2 separate regions of the Homo sapiens genome follow, and region 2 is linked to region 1. A link is a loop called in an ENCODE intact Hi-C map of the cell type or tissue named here. Cell type or tissue: breast epithelium. All regions are shown on one strand. Each heading gives the region's core, and the rest is flanking DNA. Links, peaks and the distances in the headings are about the cores only.

Evidence for each region. Hi-C counts contacts between places; a loop is a spot of excess contacts. Peaks named below come from ENCODE experiments on the same cell type or tissue, not always from the same donor. Only the 100,000 strongest peaks of a DNase experiment are listed, where the experiment ranks them.
Region 2: a loop joins it to region 1, with 2.5 times the contacts of the local background. A loop is called at or near these places in 5 of 110 quality-filtered maps.

Annotation. Positions count from the first base shown.
Region 1 is chr14:73,235,923-73,244,249 of GRCh38, reverse strand. It overlaps PAPLN (papilin, proteoglycan like sulfated glycoprotein), which reads right to left and starts at 6,744. Exons shown (of 27, transcript NM_001365906.3): 1 at 6,658-6,744; 2 at 4,418-4,477. The coding sequence starts at 4,471. PAPLN-AS1 (PAPLN antisense RNA 1) reads left to right here. Exons shown (of 2, transcript NR_135248.1): 2 at 1-232. RefSeq lists enhancers at 6,183-6,753, 7,327-7,898, 7,899-8,327 and a silencer at 7,815-8,109. In breast epithelium, for the core only: no CTCF peak of the experiment used is centred there; DNase peaks (open chromatin) are centred at 4,669, 5,567 and 6,876; H3K4me3 peaks cover 4,264 bases; H3K27ac peaks cover 5,075 bases.
Region 2 is chr14:73,281,790-73,290,116 of GRCh38, reverse strand. It overlaps NUMB (NUMB endocytic adaptor protein), which reads left to right. Exons shown (of 13, transcript NM_001005743.2): 9 at 2,803-3,007; 10 at 5,743-6,036; 11 at 7,612-7,758. Among named protein-coding and RNA genes, the nearest start is that of PAPLN-AS1, 40 kb to the right of the region's middle. In breast epithelium, for the core only: no CTCF peak of the experiment used is centred there; no DNase peak of the experiment used is centred there.

The sequences.
Region 1 (8,327 bases), core at 94-8,093:
CTAATCTGGCCGAGACTCCCAGGAGTACCCCAATATTCATCCCCTCCTTCTCCCATTGTGAGAGAATGCTTGAAAACTTGACTCAGCTGGGTACCTGGCTGCCCAAAATTTAAAAAAAAAATACATTTCCTGGACTGCCTGCAGCTAACTGTGGCTACATCACTTAGTTCTCATCAGTGAGATGTAAATACAAGTGTTGGGCAGCTGCCGCAAATAATCTCCTCAAGAGAGAGCCTGCGTGAGCCTTTGTCCTTTTCTCCTTCCTCCTGTACTCTTTCAGGCTGTCTGGGAAGCAGATGTGATGGCTGGAGTTGGAGCAGCCTTTTAGACTGTGAGGTAACTTGGAAATAGAGGCTTCAAACAGTGAAGCAAAGATAGAGGGACTCTAGAGCCTGGAGGATTTTGTGCAACAGAATAGCCCCAGACTTCTGACCCCTGGGTGTTTATATGAGAGAGGAATCATGTCTGTCTTATTGAAGAACTGTTATTTGGGACTCTACACAGGATTATAATCCTAGCAGGTACACTTTCCCACCAGAAAGATTGGACCCCTTGCAGCTGGCATCAGGAATCCACATGCCACACACACATTATCTCATTTCATCCTCACAACAACCCGACAGACCCCATTGCATGAATAAGAAAAGTGAGGCAGAGAGAGGAAACCACAGGGGAAGAAGTGGGCACAGTAGCCGGCCAGCCTCACTGCAGTCCTCTGCTCCCCTGCCGAGGCTGTGCCCCCACCCACCTGGGGGAATCAAATGAGACACTAGATGATTCCCTACAGGGTTGGACAGGGATTAGATGTAACTTCACAATTTTCCCAGGAGGCATATGGTGTACATGCAAACATTTGCTGGAAGGGGACTTTCTTTTAGGGTATCACCACTTAAGACTCAAGGAAAAATACCATTCCCACTTTTCAGAGAAAGAGCTCAATGGTCACACAGAAAAGCAGCCGGGCACGGTGGCTCATGCCTGTAATCCCAGCACTTTGAGAGGCCAAGGCAGGCAGATCACCTGAGGTCAGGAGTTCGAGACCAGCCTACCCAACATGGCGAAACCCCGTCTCTACTAAAACTACAAAAAATTAGCCAGGCGTGGCGGCGGGTGCCCGTAATCCCAGCTAGTCGGGAGGCTGAGGCAGGAGAATTGCTTGAACCCGGGAGGTGGAGGTTGCAGTGAGCCGAGATTGCATCACTGCACTCCAGCCTGGGCGACAGAGTGAGACTCCATCTCAAAAAAAGAAAAGAAAAGCAGGCTCTTGCTTTCATGGTGACCCCTGAGCAGCTTCGCTGAATCTCAGGTGAGGAAGGACGTTTACTCATCTCTAACATCCCTGGTGCCAAACATCTAGTTATCCTTGTCTTATAACAAAACCCAGAACACTGAAGCAGAACAAACCACGCACAAACCACGCTAAGCCTGCCGAACCACACACAACCAAGAAGGAAGGGCTTGCCAGATGAGAGGTCTTAGCTTTCACTTTGTAAAATATCTACTCCTTCAAGTCTAACTTGGACAAAAATCTCTAAGCTTTCGAAACCACTGAGCCAAAATATCAAAGTTTTCTCTGAATGAAAGTTAAACTGAAATTTACTTGGATCAAGTTTCTATTTCACAAGGAAGACACTGAGTGTTGAGCGTGAAGGGTGACTTTCCAGAGACAGCCTGCAGCCCCAGCTGGGATTCTGGCACCCGCCCCCCCCACACACAGCCTCATCCCACATTTTAAGTATTCAGGAGAGGTCTTCAGGGGTGGCTGCTTTCTTAGCTGCTGGGTTGGGCCTGGTTGTCAATTACCCTCTGACTAAGGCCTGTTTGGATGTCTGTCTTGGCTCCTTGGCACAGCAGCCAGCAAAATCCACCCTTCCCTGGAGCTGGGCTGGGTGTACTGGTGTGTGGCCAAGGGGTACCCCTGCCATGGAGCCACAGCCTGGCCATCAGGATAAGGCAGGGGCAGGACTGGCCTGAACAAGGGCCCCCTAAGGGACATGCTGTTTCCAGAATGCCCTCTTGCCTCCTGTGCCCAGCACCTGTAAGGCAGGTGTCCACTAGCCAGGAGCCCTAGTCCGTCCCATCCTAGAGCCGTGCTCTGTCCACACACTCCACACTGTCTCTCCAAGGAAGGAAAGCACCTTCAGCCACAGGCAGCATGAGCACACTCTTGCTCTGTAATTACCCAAACCGTGAACTGCCCGACATGGCGTGAAGCCGGAATGAGCTGATACAGCCAGCCTCACCTGGGGCCTGCCCTCACCTGTCTCATGCTGCGCTAGGCGCCCCACCCATGCCTCCTTCAACTCCCACCTGGAGCCACTCAGGGGTCCCCTTTCCTGCTGCACTGTTTCCAGGGGAATCAACTGCCCAATGTGCACGTGTGTAAGAGAGAGACAGAACACATGCACACCCGTGTGCAGACGGGAGCAGAGGCTGAGGCCCAGGAACACGCAGGCCGCCACCTTTATTCATTTACTCATTCTGTTCAGACTGACCGCTGACAGCATAAGTGATCCAGAGAAGGTGCTCGGACTGGGTGGTTCCTGCCCCAGCAACAGAGGGAGGCAGTGGAGCTGTGAGCGGGGCCACACCCCCTGCAGACTCACAGAGGGCAGGGAGAGAAGAATTCTCAGCCCAGGCTGCGCCCAGCCCCATCTGAGACTCACTGGGAGGAGGTGGCAGCCGGATGAGGCTACTCAGCGTGGCCTTAAGGGAGAAAAGGTTTAAGAGAACCAAGGGCGCTTTGGAAACCTTGATTTGTTTCATCTGCATGACAACCTCTGGGGTGGGCATTATTACTCCCAAATTAGAGCAGTCTAAGGCTTATTTGCCTAGGATCATGCAGCTGTCCAGGTGGCTCTGGGATTTAATCCTGGGGCCTGGACGCTGTCCTCGTGCCCCCTCCACCTGGGCTTTGGCCTTCATGCAGCTGGGCCACCAGCACGTGGTGAAGGACCTGAGAGTGGCATTTAGGAAGCAAGATTCATGGGGTGGCAGAGGGGACCGTGGGTAGCTGGCAGGTGGTCGAGAGGACATGAAAAAGGCTGCCTCTAGCCCACCCACCGCTCCAGCTGTGGCCCATGTTGGGTTCACAGGGCTCTTGAAGTGTCATCTATGGGATCCACTTCTAGTGGGAGAAGTGCCCACTGCCATCCATCCTGCCTGCCCCACACACCCCTGCAGAGGAGTCCTGCTCAGCCTCCGCCCACAGATGCCAGACGTGGCATCCCCCCCCCGACCTCCCCATGGCAGAAAACAGTTTGGGTCCTTTCGCAGGGATCCTTCCTCTTTCACTTCCTGCCTGCCTCACAGAGGGGTGGGCAGGGCTGTGGGTCACCCTGGGAGATTTCTCCTGGGGCAGGACAGGGCCCAGCTGCCTCTGTGGCTTCTATTCTGCCAGGCACTGAGCCAGGGCAACACCCAGCTCTGCAGACCCCCTCCTCCCCAAAGGTGGGGCCTGTGGTCTAGAAGATTCCTTGTACATCCTCAAGACCCAGGGACCTTCTCCAGAGAGCCCTGGCCTTTGGGCCCCTGTTAATGAAACAGCAGCTCTGACCACCAGCCAGCTTCCTGGGTCCACTGTCTTAATTCGCAGTCCAATACAGTAGCCACTAGCCGCATGCGGCTGTTTAAATTAATTATGGCCAGGCGTGGTGGCACACACCTGGAGTCCCAGCTACCTGGGAGGCTGAGGCAGAAGAATCACTTGAACCCAGGAGGTGGAGGTTACAGTGAGCCGAAATCATGCCAGTACACTCCGGCCTGGGTGACAGAGTGAGACTCTGTCTCAAAAATAAATAAATACTTAAAAATTTTAAAAATAAATTTAAATTAATTAAAGTCAAGTAAAATTAAAACTCACCTCACCCACATTTCAAGTGCTCAATGGACCTAGGGGCTACCTATTGGATAGCAGAGAAACAGGACATTTCTGCCATCTCAGAAGGTTCCATAGGACAGCCCTGCCCTAGGTGCTACCCCAAGGGGAATGGAAACGACTGGCACCCCAAACCTCTAGGCCAAAACACCCCAGCTTAGGGAAGCCGTGTTTGGCTCCAGGCAGAAGACAGGTGTCTGGTGGGATGGACCACCCAGCCCTGCACCTTGGCTGCACCCGCCAGGATTGGCGGGGACTTCATGGAGTGCTCCCACCACCTTCTGAAGGAGGGAAGCCCTGGGAAGGTGCCATTCCTACACACTGCGCCCTGCAGCCGGGCGGGCAGTTCTGGGAACCCTGGCCAGCTGGCTTCAAGGGCCCAGCCCTTTCTGAGGGAGCTCAGCGGTGCGGGCTCGCCTCCTCCCAGCCCAGCTTCCCTGACATCGCCCCTTTCCTGGGGACGTTGCCTGCGGGCCCGCGCGTCCCCGCCCCCGACTCCCCTGCAGGTTCCTCCGGGGGCCGGGGCAGGACCGCACTCACCGAGGACCCGGGCGCTGGAGCCAGCAGCAGCGGCACGAGCAGGAGCAGCCGCATCTCAGCCTGCGGGAGACGCATTGGGTTAGAGCGGCCCGGGGCTCCCGCAGCTGTCCTGGGCGCGGGCGAGAGTGTGTGGGCGCGTCTCTCCCTATGGCCCACAGGTGACCAGGAGACCCGCAACAGGACAGCCGGGTGCGCCTCGGTGCACCGCAGAGAACACAGCGTGAGGGCGCCCCGCCGGGCGGCTCAACATGTGAGCAAGAAAGGAATGGCCCATCCGCAACTGGCAGAAGTTCAAGAACAACTTGTTTCAGAGTTCCAGAGGGGAAAAAAAGAGAGAGCAATTAAAAATACTTCTATGTGGTTGAAAAACAAGTTCAGAATCCGAGTAATTAGACTCACTTTTAATTCAGCAAGATTCCTTTTAAAAAAGCTATTACATCAGATGTTTAAAAACTCCTAATATAGGCTTTAAAAAAATCAAGTCTCTGAAGACACTTTGAAAACCCAAATGCTCTAAAAGTGTTAATTGTAGCCCATTTAAAACCCAAGCCAGCATTTCTCTGCACAGGGAAGCTCCATAAGCAGCCTCCATAACCAACGTGTGTATGCAGTGCAGTGTGCGCCGTGCAGTGTGCGTGGTGCAGCGTGTGAGCCCTGAAAGTGCAGTGCAGTGTGCAGTACAGTGTAGTGTGCTCAGGGCAGTGTGCAGTGCAGTGTGTGTGGAGTGTCTGTGGTTTGATGTGTGCATGCATGCAAAGTGCATGTGCAGTGTGCGGGGCGGGTCCATGTGCAGTCTGGTGTGTACTATTTGGTGCAGGTGTCCAGTCGGTATACACGCTGTGCAGTGTGTATGTGTACATACATGTCGCTGTATCGCAGAATGACATAAACAATGTGCGCCCTTCAGTACAAAACATTAAACAAGTACTAGCGTGCAGGTTTGAACTTTAAAATCTGTAATTCTACCAATGTTCTAATTTTTTAAAGATATAAAATGACTTCTGCTTACAAGGATAAAAGACAGCATACAGAAGCCAAGCTCAGCAGAAATGTAACCTGGCATACTGAACAATGTACACACTCGTTAATTTGGCACAGTGAGTCATTGAGTCATTATTTTCGTGGTCAAGTTCGAGATTCCTGGGGTTGGAGGGTGAGGGAAGGGGGTTGCTGCCAGAGCCCTGCCTCTGCTCTGCTGGGGGCAGCTCCCAGAGCAGGAGCCCCCTGCTAGGGCCAGGCTAGGCCTGCTAGGGCGGGCGAGGCTGAGGAAAAGACGGGTGAAAGAAGAATTTTACTTGTAATTACTCAGAACACCACCGCCTCCGCTGCAATTTCACTGAACTCCAAGCCCATATCTGCCATTCCGAAGTCTGAAAAGTTCAGTTTTTTCGGTTCATTTGGTGGCAAACAACCCCTTCAACTCCAAGGCCAGTCCGGGTCTGGTCACGGGGCTACTCCGAGGGCCGTGGAAGCTCGACCTCTCCTGCCGCCCGAGGGCAGGGACCGGGTGGCCCCGGGCACGCAGGGTGGGCGCCCTCAACGTGTTGTTCCCGGGGAACGCGTCTGCCTTGAGCTAGGGCCGAAGGCGGCGACCCTAGGCGCCAGAGGGCGGGAAGGCGGGTGGCCGCCGACCAAGCCTCCCCCTACAGGGTCCCCAGCCGACTCCGGGACCGCCGCAGTCCGCAGACGCCCGTCCCCGTGGCCCCCGCCCACGGCCCCCCTCTGCATCGGTCCAGCCCTGACCAGGCACCCCGCGTCCCCACCCCAGGAACGCGCCGCGCACCCCCGAGGCGGAGAGGCGCGGTTCCCACGGGAGGCCCGGGGTGGCCGCGCAGGTGCCGGCAGCCGCTGGGGCTCCCGGACGCTCCAGGCCCGCGGCCCAGTGGCACCTCCCGGGAGGGGCGCACGGTCTCCAGGGCCTCGCTTGTACCACGCGCCGGGAGCGGCATTCGCCTGAAGGGAAGGTCCGAGCGGGCGGAGGGTGCGCGCCGGGGCCGTCCCGCACCAGCTCCCCGGCTCTCTGCATTTCCTTTCCTCCAGGCCGGGGGGCGCGCGGTGCCGAGCGATGACCCTGCGCCCACCTCCGGAGAGCGAGCCGGGGCGGGGTCTTCTCTGCGGCCCCCACTTTCTCCGACACCCCCGTCGCCGTGAGCCAGGCGAGCAAATTCCTGCAGAAGCCCCGGGGTGCGGGGTCCCCGCCGCTGGGCGCCCGGGGGCTTCCAGTCCCTCCGCCTCCCTACCTGTCTTCGCTGGCGCCGGGAGGCTGCAGCCAGGGCCGCTCCGTCGGTGCCCGCCCAGGCCCAAGCCCGCGAGGTCGGCCGGGCCGCAAGGAACGCCCGCAGGGGTGGGACTTTCTCTCTCCGCCGCTGCCTGGCCTCACCCTCCACCCCGCCCTGTCTCACTTACCCACCTCCAATCCCCGTGGGAGGACAGAGCCCTTCGTAGAGGCCCTCGTGGTGACCGGTGTTGCCCGGGGCCTCCACCCGCTTGGGTCTGTGCCAAGGCTTGGCTCATCCTCCACTCTGGTCACCCCGTCTGTCCTCTCTTGGGTCAGCGCCAGTCACCTCTCCAATCCCATTTCCCCTTGCCCAAGCCTTCTAGCTTTGCCCTATCCGCTCCTCTTCATGCCTATCCTACACACAACACACCTGTGTCCAGCCACCACCTTCTCCACCCCTGGATCCTATTCTTCAGCCGCAACTGAGTTTCTCCGCACACGCTGCTGTTACCCATCTCCCAGCACGTTTTCTCACTCAGAATGCGCTCTCCCAATCCCCTCTACCTCTCAAACCCGTAGTCAGCCCTCAAAACCTTGGTCAAATGTCACTTTCCTTCCTTTCTTCTTTCTTTCCCTCCCTCCCTTCCTCTTTTCTTTCTTTCTACTTTCCTCCCTCACTTTCTTCTTTCTTTCCCTCCCTCCCTTCCTCTTTTCTTTCTTTCTACTTTCCTCCCTCCCTTTCTTCCTCTTTCTTTTCTTTCTTTCTACTTTCCTCCCTCCTTTTCTTTTTTTTTTTTTTAGACGGAGTTTCACTCTTGTTGCCCAGGGTAGAGAGCAATGGCTAGATCTTGGCTCACTGCAACCTCCGCCTCCTGGGTTCAAGCGATTCTCCAGCCTCAGCCTCCCTAGTAGCTGGGATTACAGGCGTCTGTATGATGCCTGGCTAATTTTTGTATTTTTAGTAGAGACAGGTTTTCACCTTGTTGGCCAGACTGGTCTCCAACTCCTGACTTCAGGTGATCCACCCACCTCGGACTCCCAAAGTGCTGGGATTACAGACGTGAGCCACTGCGCCCAGCCTTCTTCTTCTTTTTTTAAATAGAAACAAGGTCTCGCCCAACCTGGTCTCGAACTCCTGAGCTCAAGCAATCTTCCCACCGTGGCCTGCCAAAGTGCCACCGTGCCCAGCATGTCACCTGCTTTTGAAGCCGTCTCCACACCACCCCAGGCCGATGGGGTGCATGTCCTGCTCCCTCGGTTTCTGTCCCTGTTGCTGTGATTTGCTCAGCTGTGAGTCCCGGGGGGCAGGGCCTGCAATGCAGCCCCACCACCTGTGCCAGGGCACTAATTAGCATCAAGGCAGGGGCTCAACGCATGTGATCAACTTCATTTGTTTTCCTGGTTGTCCTTTTTCACAACCAAGACACTCTTTGCCTACCATTCTTTTTTTGAAACTGGAATTCACTCATCTTTAGAAACTGGTCCTGGACACGAGGGAGGTTGGGGGGAAGAAGTTGGGGAGAGGTTGGGGGTGGGGTGGTGGCAAAGGCTGGTCCCCTTCCCCCACGCTGTTCTGCCTTTAGCCCCTTGCTGGCCCTGCCACTTCTCCCTTGGCCTCATTTGGGCAAAGAGAAGTCACCAGCGGGAAGCTCAGCCCCACTTCAGCCCCCTGGCTCCAGCAGCTGCCTGTTT
Region 2 (8,327 bases), core at 187-8,186, 46 kb before region 1:
CAAATAGTGGCCCGGCAGCCTGTTTGAATCTCCTAGGCCAATAGTTCTACTGTATCAAAATCACCTGGAGGACTTGTTTTAAAACATAGATTGCTGGGCCCCATCTCCAGCGTTTTTCATTCAGTGAGTTTGGGGTTGGTACTTAAGAATTTGCACTTAAATGTTCCCAGATGATGCTGTTGGTTGGGGATGAGGTCACTCTTCAACAACTTCTGCCCTAGGCCTAGGAGAAAGAATAAGCAAGCTTCCTTGACCTGTAGCTCTGTCCTTATAATAGACCTGCGTTCAAATGCAAACACATTCTAAGAATCTTTCAGTACTCCTGTTTCATGCTTTAACATCTGGCCTAATGTCATCCTACTGGGAAGTTAGATGGAAACTCATGTGGATTCATAGAGTAATTCTATCAGTCTTTAAATAAGTAGTCAAAAGTTTTTTTAAAAAGTTTAAAAATTTTTAAAAAGTAGTCAAAGGTAGTAAAATCTTAGGGACATAAAGCATTTTAAACCTTACCTGTCCTTATGATAACTAATACTGTCATGCAAAATCCAGTGAGACGACTTGTTCAGAGCCGTGTGTAGGAGCAGCTGCCTACGTGATGTGATTTTGAGAACACCACAAAAGACTTCCTGTTCCCAAATATCTCTTCTCACTGTGAATGATGCCAACAATTATTGTACCATCTCTAGCTTTTTTATTCCACAATTAGCAAAATGGTCTAAAATACAGATAACCCTGCTAAAAATCATCCATTGAATTTATTAAATTGACTCTGGGTAATCCAGTGTATCTATATAAAGCAGTGTTTTGTTTATATACGTCCTCCACTCCTCCCATACACAAACCAGTTTTATCTGCTTAATTCTTTTATAAGTAGACAGTGTGGATGAAAACATGCTTTCACTTTTGCCTGTGTTTGGTTGGGAGGTAGAGTTGGGAATTAGAGCTAGAGGAAGATAGGAAGGGTATGGGGGAAAACCTAAAAGCACGGAGGGCCATAAATGAGGAGGGTTGCTTAGAGGGGGGATTCAGAAAGGGGAGACAGCAAAGCTTTTGTCTCATTGTTAGTTTTGTTTGTTTGTTTGTTTTTTGAGACAGGGTCTCATTATGTCACCCAGGCTGGAGTGCAGTGGCACAATTAGAGCTTACTGTAGGCTTAAGTGATCCTCCCACCTCCCAAGTAGGACCACAGACACACACCACCACCACACTCGACTAATTTTTTCTTTTTCTTTTTTTTTAATTATTATTTTTTTTGAGACGGAGTTTTGCTCTTGTTGCCCAGGCTGGAGTGCAATGGCACGATCGTGGCTTACTGCAACCTCCACCTCCTGGGTTCAAGTGATTCTCCTGCCTCAGCCTCCCGAGTAGCTGGGATTACAGGCATGCGCCATCATGCCTGGCTAATTTTGTATTTTTAGTAGAGACAGGGTTTCTCCATGTTGGTCAGGCTGGTCTTGAACTCCTGACCTCAGGTGATCCGCCCACCTCAGCCTCCCAAAGTGCTGGGATTATAGGCATGAGCCACTGTGCCCGGCCTTTATTTTGATTTTTATTTATTTTTTGAGACGGAGTTTTGCTCTTGTTGCCCAGGCTGGAGTGCAATGGCGCCATCTCAGCTCACAGCAACCTCTACTTCCCGACTTCAAGCAATTCTCCTGTCTCAGCCTCTCAAGTAGCTGGGATTACAGGCACCCGCCACCACATCCGGCTAATTTTTGTATTTTTAGTAGAGACGGGGTTTCGCCACGTTGGGCAGGCTGGTCTCGAGCTCCTGACCTCATGATCCACCCATCTCAGCCTCCCAAAGTGCTGGGATTACAGGTGTGAGCCATCGCACCTGGCCTAATTTTTTTTATTATTTTGGTAGAGACAGAGTCTCACTGTGTTATCCAGGCTGGTCTCAAACTCCTGGGCTCAAGCAATTTGCCCATCTCAGCCTCCCAAAGTGCTGGGATTACAGATGTGAGCCACCATGCCCAGCCTCATTCCTTTTTAATCACTGGAATTATATTTGTTTATCAGAAGTTTTAAGTTTGCACCTTTTTTTCCTAGACATATTAACAGTGCATTAAGCTCCTGAAATTTGCCTTGCCTTTCCAGTAGTTTCTTAGAAGTGGCTGGTAAATATTCCCACTGCTTCCCCAAAGGGCAACTAGAAGCTTGCATGTCAAGGCTTGAAACCTTGCATAGAGTCTTCTAAGCTGTTGGCCAGGGCTGACATGACAGAGCCTAAGTGATAAAGAGTTCTCCATGGCTGCTTACAAAAGCACAGGTTGCTGGTTATCACTTTACCCCAAGGCTTGTAACAGTGAATTGAACCATCATAAGCACTACCTTAGAAAATTTATTCATTTAAATTAATATGGCATACTAATCTATTAAAACAATTTTAAGCTGGAATTTGCAACATCTTGCTTTCATAAAAACAGACATTTGGGCCGAGTGTGGTGGCTCATGCCTGTAATCCCAGCACTTTGGGAGGCTGAATTGGGTAGACCACTTGAGGCCAGGAGTTGGAGACCAGCCTGCCCAACATAGCAAAACCCCATCTCTACTAAAAATACAAAAATTAGCCAGGTGTGGTGGTGCGTGATTGTAGTCCCAGCTACTCAGGAGGCTGAGGCACGAGAAGTATTTGAGCCCGGAGGCAGAGGTTGCAGTGAGCAGAGACTGCGCCACTGCACTCCAGCCTGGGTAACAGTAAGACTCTGTCTCAAAAACAAAACAAAACAAAAGACTTATTTGTATGTAATTGTTAGTAGTGTAATTCTGAAAAGCTTTTAAAATCTGCTCTTACAGGGTGAAAGGTTGAGCCATGCAGTAGGCTGTGCTTTTGCAGCCTGTTTAGAGCGCAAGCAGAAGCGGGAGAAGGAATGTGGAGTGACTGCTACTTTTGATGCTAGTCGGACCACTTTTACAAGAGAAGGATCATTCCGTGTCACAACAGCCACTGAACAAGCAGAAAGAGAGGAGATCATGAAACAAATGCAAGATGCCAAGAAAGGTACAATCTGTTCTACAGTGTGTATTTATGGAATGCAGTTTTTCCCAACAAGGTATTATTTTGAAGCTACCAGGGGTAAATTTTCTCATAATCAAAGAGAACCCTTAGCAATATAAAACCTTATAACAAAGTTGAAAATCTTAAAAACCGCTTCCTTTAGAGTGGCTAGTTTAATGGCTTCAAAAATATTTACTCCATTATAGTAAGCTATCTGAGGAATCAGAGTGCAGTTGAAGAAGCTGCAGAGACATCTCTTACCCCCTTCCTCCCATCCTGAAATACCTTTTTAATTCTGATGTATCTGATCTCTTTGAGAAGCAAATGAATCAAGTACCTGCATCTTAAAGGAAGCAGCAGAGGTCCCAGGGCTTAAGGCTGCAAAGCATCCACGGACTATGATGCTAGCAGAGAGATTTAACAGTAATACTGTTTATATGATATTATTGCTGTTTTTTAGTGCTTTCTAGTCACAAAAGTCTATAGATTTTGAGAGGTAAGCCTATAACTCTTTTTTTCTATAGCCCTGTTAATTTAATTTAGTGTGTGATTTTATAGAGTGTGAGTTTTATTTAGGTACACATGGCATCACAGCAGAAATGCCTGTACAAACATTCAAGTTAGTTGGCAGTCTATAAATGTGAGTTGGGTATATTTTACAACTAAATGATAGGGCTTGAAAATACTTTTGAATTCTTGTATATAAGTAGGGTTAAAACCAACAAGACAAGCACAAACAATTCAAGTTAACTAATAGACATTAATATAATTTTGAGGCCAGGTATAGTGGCTTACAGCTGTAATCTCAATACTTTAGGAGGCTGAGGAGGAAACATCACTTGAGGCCAGGAGTTTGTGACCAGACTGTGCAACATAGACTCTATCCCTTAAAAAAAAAAAAAAAAAAAAAAAAAAAAAAAAATTGCCATATTTGGTGGTGCACATCCGTAATCCTAGCTGCTTGGGAGGCTGAGACCAGAGGATTGCTGGAGCCCAGGAGTACAAGGTTACAGTGAGCTGTGATCATACCACTGCACTCCTCCAGCCTGGGTAACAGCAAAACCCTGTCTCTTAAAAACAAACAAATATATATATATGATAATTTTTTTTACTATAACCTTTTAGTTCTAAACTAGTCATTTTTGTTGTTGTTGTTTTGGTTTGATTTCGGTGTTTTTTTTTTTTTTGAGACAGAGTGTAGTTCTGTTGCCCAGGCTGGAATGTAGTGGCGCAGTCTCCGCTGACTGCCGCCTTCACCTCCTGGGCTCAAGCGATTCTCCTGCCTCAGCCTCCTGAGTAGCTGGGATTACAGGTGAATGCAACCACACCCAGCTAATGTTTGTATTTTTAGTAGAGATGGACTTTCGCCATGTTGGCCAGGCTGGTCTTGAACTCCTGACCTCAGGTGATCTGCCTGCCTTGGCCTCCCAAAGTGCTGGGATTACAGGTGTGAGCCACCGCACCTGACCTTAAACCAGCCCTTTTGGTTAGCATCATTGACTAATACTGACCCAAACAGCTCTAATTCTTAAGCCCCCTCCAAAAAAAAAGCATACATATTTTTATTTGAAATGAAATTATTGATAGTGATTTTTTTTCATTTCTTGTAAATATTTGCACCAGGAAGCCAAAGGGGGGAAAAATCATGCTATCTGTACTAGAAAATTTAACCTGTATTACTGTTATCTAATATGCTTTAGTGGTCTTCAGACTATTCACTAATTAAGCATGTTCTTTAATACCACCAAATAATATTCATTGTTATGCACAACAACTGCAAAGAGATTGAGTCCCAAGATCTACAAAGGATTGTGAGAGTTGGTGGTTGAGATTTGTCACAATCAGAATGGGACTCAACTGGTACCCACAGTCTTACATTTACTCAAATTTAATCCAGTTCAAAATTTTACTACTGCATGCTTTTATTCAAATGAACCACAAATGCATGATTTAAAGACTGCTTTAGGTCGGGCGTGGTGGCTCATACCTGTAATCCCAGCACCTTGAGAGGCGGAGGCAGGTGGATCACCTGAGGTCAGGAGTTCATGACCAGCCTGGCCAACAATGGTAAAACCTCGTGTGTATTAAAAATACCAAATGAGTTGGGCGTGGTGGTGTGCACCTGTAATCCCAGCTACTTGGGAGTCTGAGGCAGGAGAATCACTTGAACCTGGGAGGTGGAGGTTGCAGTGAGCCAAGATGGTGCCATTGCACTCCAGCCTGGACAAAAAGAGCAAAACTGCATCTCAAACAATAAATAAATAAATAAATAAATAAATAAAGACTGTTATATATGACATTCTTTGACACCTAATCAAAGATATATGGTTAAGCTTATGCTTATTTAGACCTTTCTAATGCTACAGTTCCCAAAGTTCTCCTCCCCTAACACACAAGCATTGAAAATCATGAATCATTCTTTAAAAGACTACATATTAGGAATTCATAGGAACTGAGTTTTTAAGATCTTTTTCACAGTCTTAATTTATAAATCACTGAATGAGAATAAAAGATCTAACATTTCTGTCTTAGTAGATATGCTTTGTGACATATAGTACATTACTAAGCCTTTTATCTGTCTGAAAAATGGATCCGAACCCTGCTTCTAACTTATGTTTTAAGAGACACTGGGAAGGAAATGGGTAAAAGGACCTAGAGGGCTTTCGAATTTGTCAGCTCTCTAAACGCAAATTATTTGAAGACATTGCTAAGGTCTTCATTCTCTTTATTTTCTTGAGCTGAAACAGATAAGATAGTCGTTGGTTCATCAGTTGCCCCTGGCAACACTGCCCCATCCCCATCCTCTCCCACCTCTCCTACTTCTGATGCCACGACCTCTCTGGAGATGAACAATCCTCATGCCATCCCACGCCGGCATGCTCCAATTGAACAGCTTGCTCGCCAAGGCTCTTTCCGAGGTTTTCCTGCTCTTAGCCAGAAGATGTCACCCTTTAAACGCCAACTATCCCTACGCATCAATGAGTTGCCTTCCACTATGCAGAGGAAGACTGATTTCCCCATTAAAAATGCAGGTAATGTAGCATCTACCTGACTCACTGGGTACTCGAGCACTGAAGCATTCTCATCACTTCCCATGAAGACACTAATCCCATTAAACTAGGCATTCCTCTTTCCCTGAGGTTCGTTGATAGTTGTATCTTTTGTCATTTCCCATAGTGGGAAAACTAAGGTCCGTGGAGGGGGATGTGAATCCATAATTTCTCTTCAACAAACAGGCAGCAGAGCCATTGTGGAATTTCTAGCCTAAGCCATAAGATTTGTGGTTTGTCCTGATGTAAGTGCATTCACTGCCTTTCAGCCAACCTGCTCCCAAACATCAAGGGTCTCAAGTTTCTATTCTTATTCTGCCATTGGGACCCAGCAGGGAATTAATTAAAGAGGCCTTAGAAACACATAGCATTACCAGCAGAAGAAATGGATATGTGCTCATTGTCCTTCTGGCTGGTTGGCTCCATAAGGAGGAAACTCTAGACAGGTCTTTCGTGTACATCTAAGATCTGTTGTTCATCACAGACAGTGGACTTGTTCACAAGTATTCATTACCTTTCAGAACCGTCTCACAGGCCTTTGTGTGGCCTCTGTACAGCTATGCCAGCCTCTATAGGTCTATCCTCGTCATAAAATCTGTAGCTAAAGTATTAGATCTGGTCAGTGCTTTTGTTGGGCTCTATTTTACTTCCCTCTGAGACATGTCAAGCCATTGCTATAACAAAATATGAGGAAACTGTCTCAATAGGCCATTCCTACTGATGGTATAAAAGTACAGAGAGTTAAGTTCATCTGACAGATGAAACTAGGCCTAAAGAATAGTTGGACTAGATGATTACGGAGGGTCTTTTCAGTTCTCAGCTGAGGTACCTCATTTCAGTTCAGTCTCCTTCTAGGGCAGACAGGGAATAAAAACTATTATTCTCTTTACAGATGAGCAAACAGAGCTTTAGCACACATAATTAGCTTCCTCAGTGATACAGAAGTATCCTAGAGTCAGTATTAAGAATAAAGGCCCTAGCGTCCTACACCTCTGCTCACTTTTTCATGTTATCATAGATCATATGCTTAGTACTGGAGACTTTGGAGAAAAATGAGATTGATGACATTGTCATAGTTTGTTACAGAGAAAAGCACTAAGCATCCACTAGTGCCCAGACTTGAACCCATTTTCCTGACAGAATTACTAAAGGCTCCAGAACCTAATTCAGATCACAGTCTTGAGAACACGTTGGAAGGCATACAGGTTGCAAATGTCTTCTACAAAGATCTGGCTAGCTGAACATCTTGGCACAAAAAGGACAGATCCTCAACAGTGTTATAAGAAGAAGAAATGAAGAAATTTGGGGATTTGTAAGGGAGGAAGATGTGCCTTAGTACATTAATTGTTGACATTTTATACTTTCCCATCTGAAAAGCCAATGAAATTGTGGCCAGTAAATTTTTTGAAACTGGTTTTGTAGCCCTGCCATACAGTTAATTGAGCCTTTTCTTACATAAGCAGGAGATACAGTATAAAGTGCCAGCTTGCATCATACTGTCAAATTTCAGGATTATTCCATTTTTCTGTCTGGAGCCATTTTCTGTTTGCCTTGCAGTGCCAGAAGTAGAAGGGGAGGCAGAGAGCATCAGCTCCCTGTGCTCACAGATCACCAATGCCTTCAGCACACCTGAGGACCCCTTCTCATCTGCTCCGATGACCAAACCAGTGACAGTGGTGGCACCACAATCTCCTACCTTCCAAGGTTGGTGCCCTCTGACCTGCTCAGCTGTTCTCTTTACAACCAGTACTTTTAGTACACTGCTCACTAACTGTAAGTTGGCATCCTGAGCTTCCCAAGGCCTGGTCAGACCCATTAATTTCTCTATTTGATGTCTTAGATTCATTGATTTCTCCATTCGACGATGTCTTTGTGCCCTTCCTGTTTTCTAAGATGTCTGTGTTTGTCATTCTGCATGTGCCCATCTTTCACCCCATTCTATAAGGAATTTCTGTAGTCCCAACCTACTGCCTTATTTCCCACTTGACTGTTAAGGATCAGCATACCCATCCAGTTTCCCAAAAGCAGTAGTCATCAGAATTGGTTCAAAGGTTATGCTTTCTTTAGTGTAGTGGTTCTCAACTGGGGCAAAGTTTGTCTTTCACTGTCTGGAGACATTTTGGGGCTTTACAAGTTGGGGGTTGGGGGTGTTACTGGCTTGTGGTTAGATGCCAAGAATGCCACTAAACATCCTTCAGTGTAGACGACAGCACCCACAACAAAGGATTATCCAGCCCAAAATGTCAGTGGTGCCAATGTTGAGAAGCCCTGGA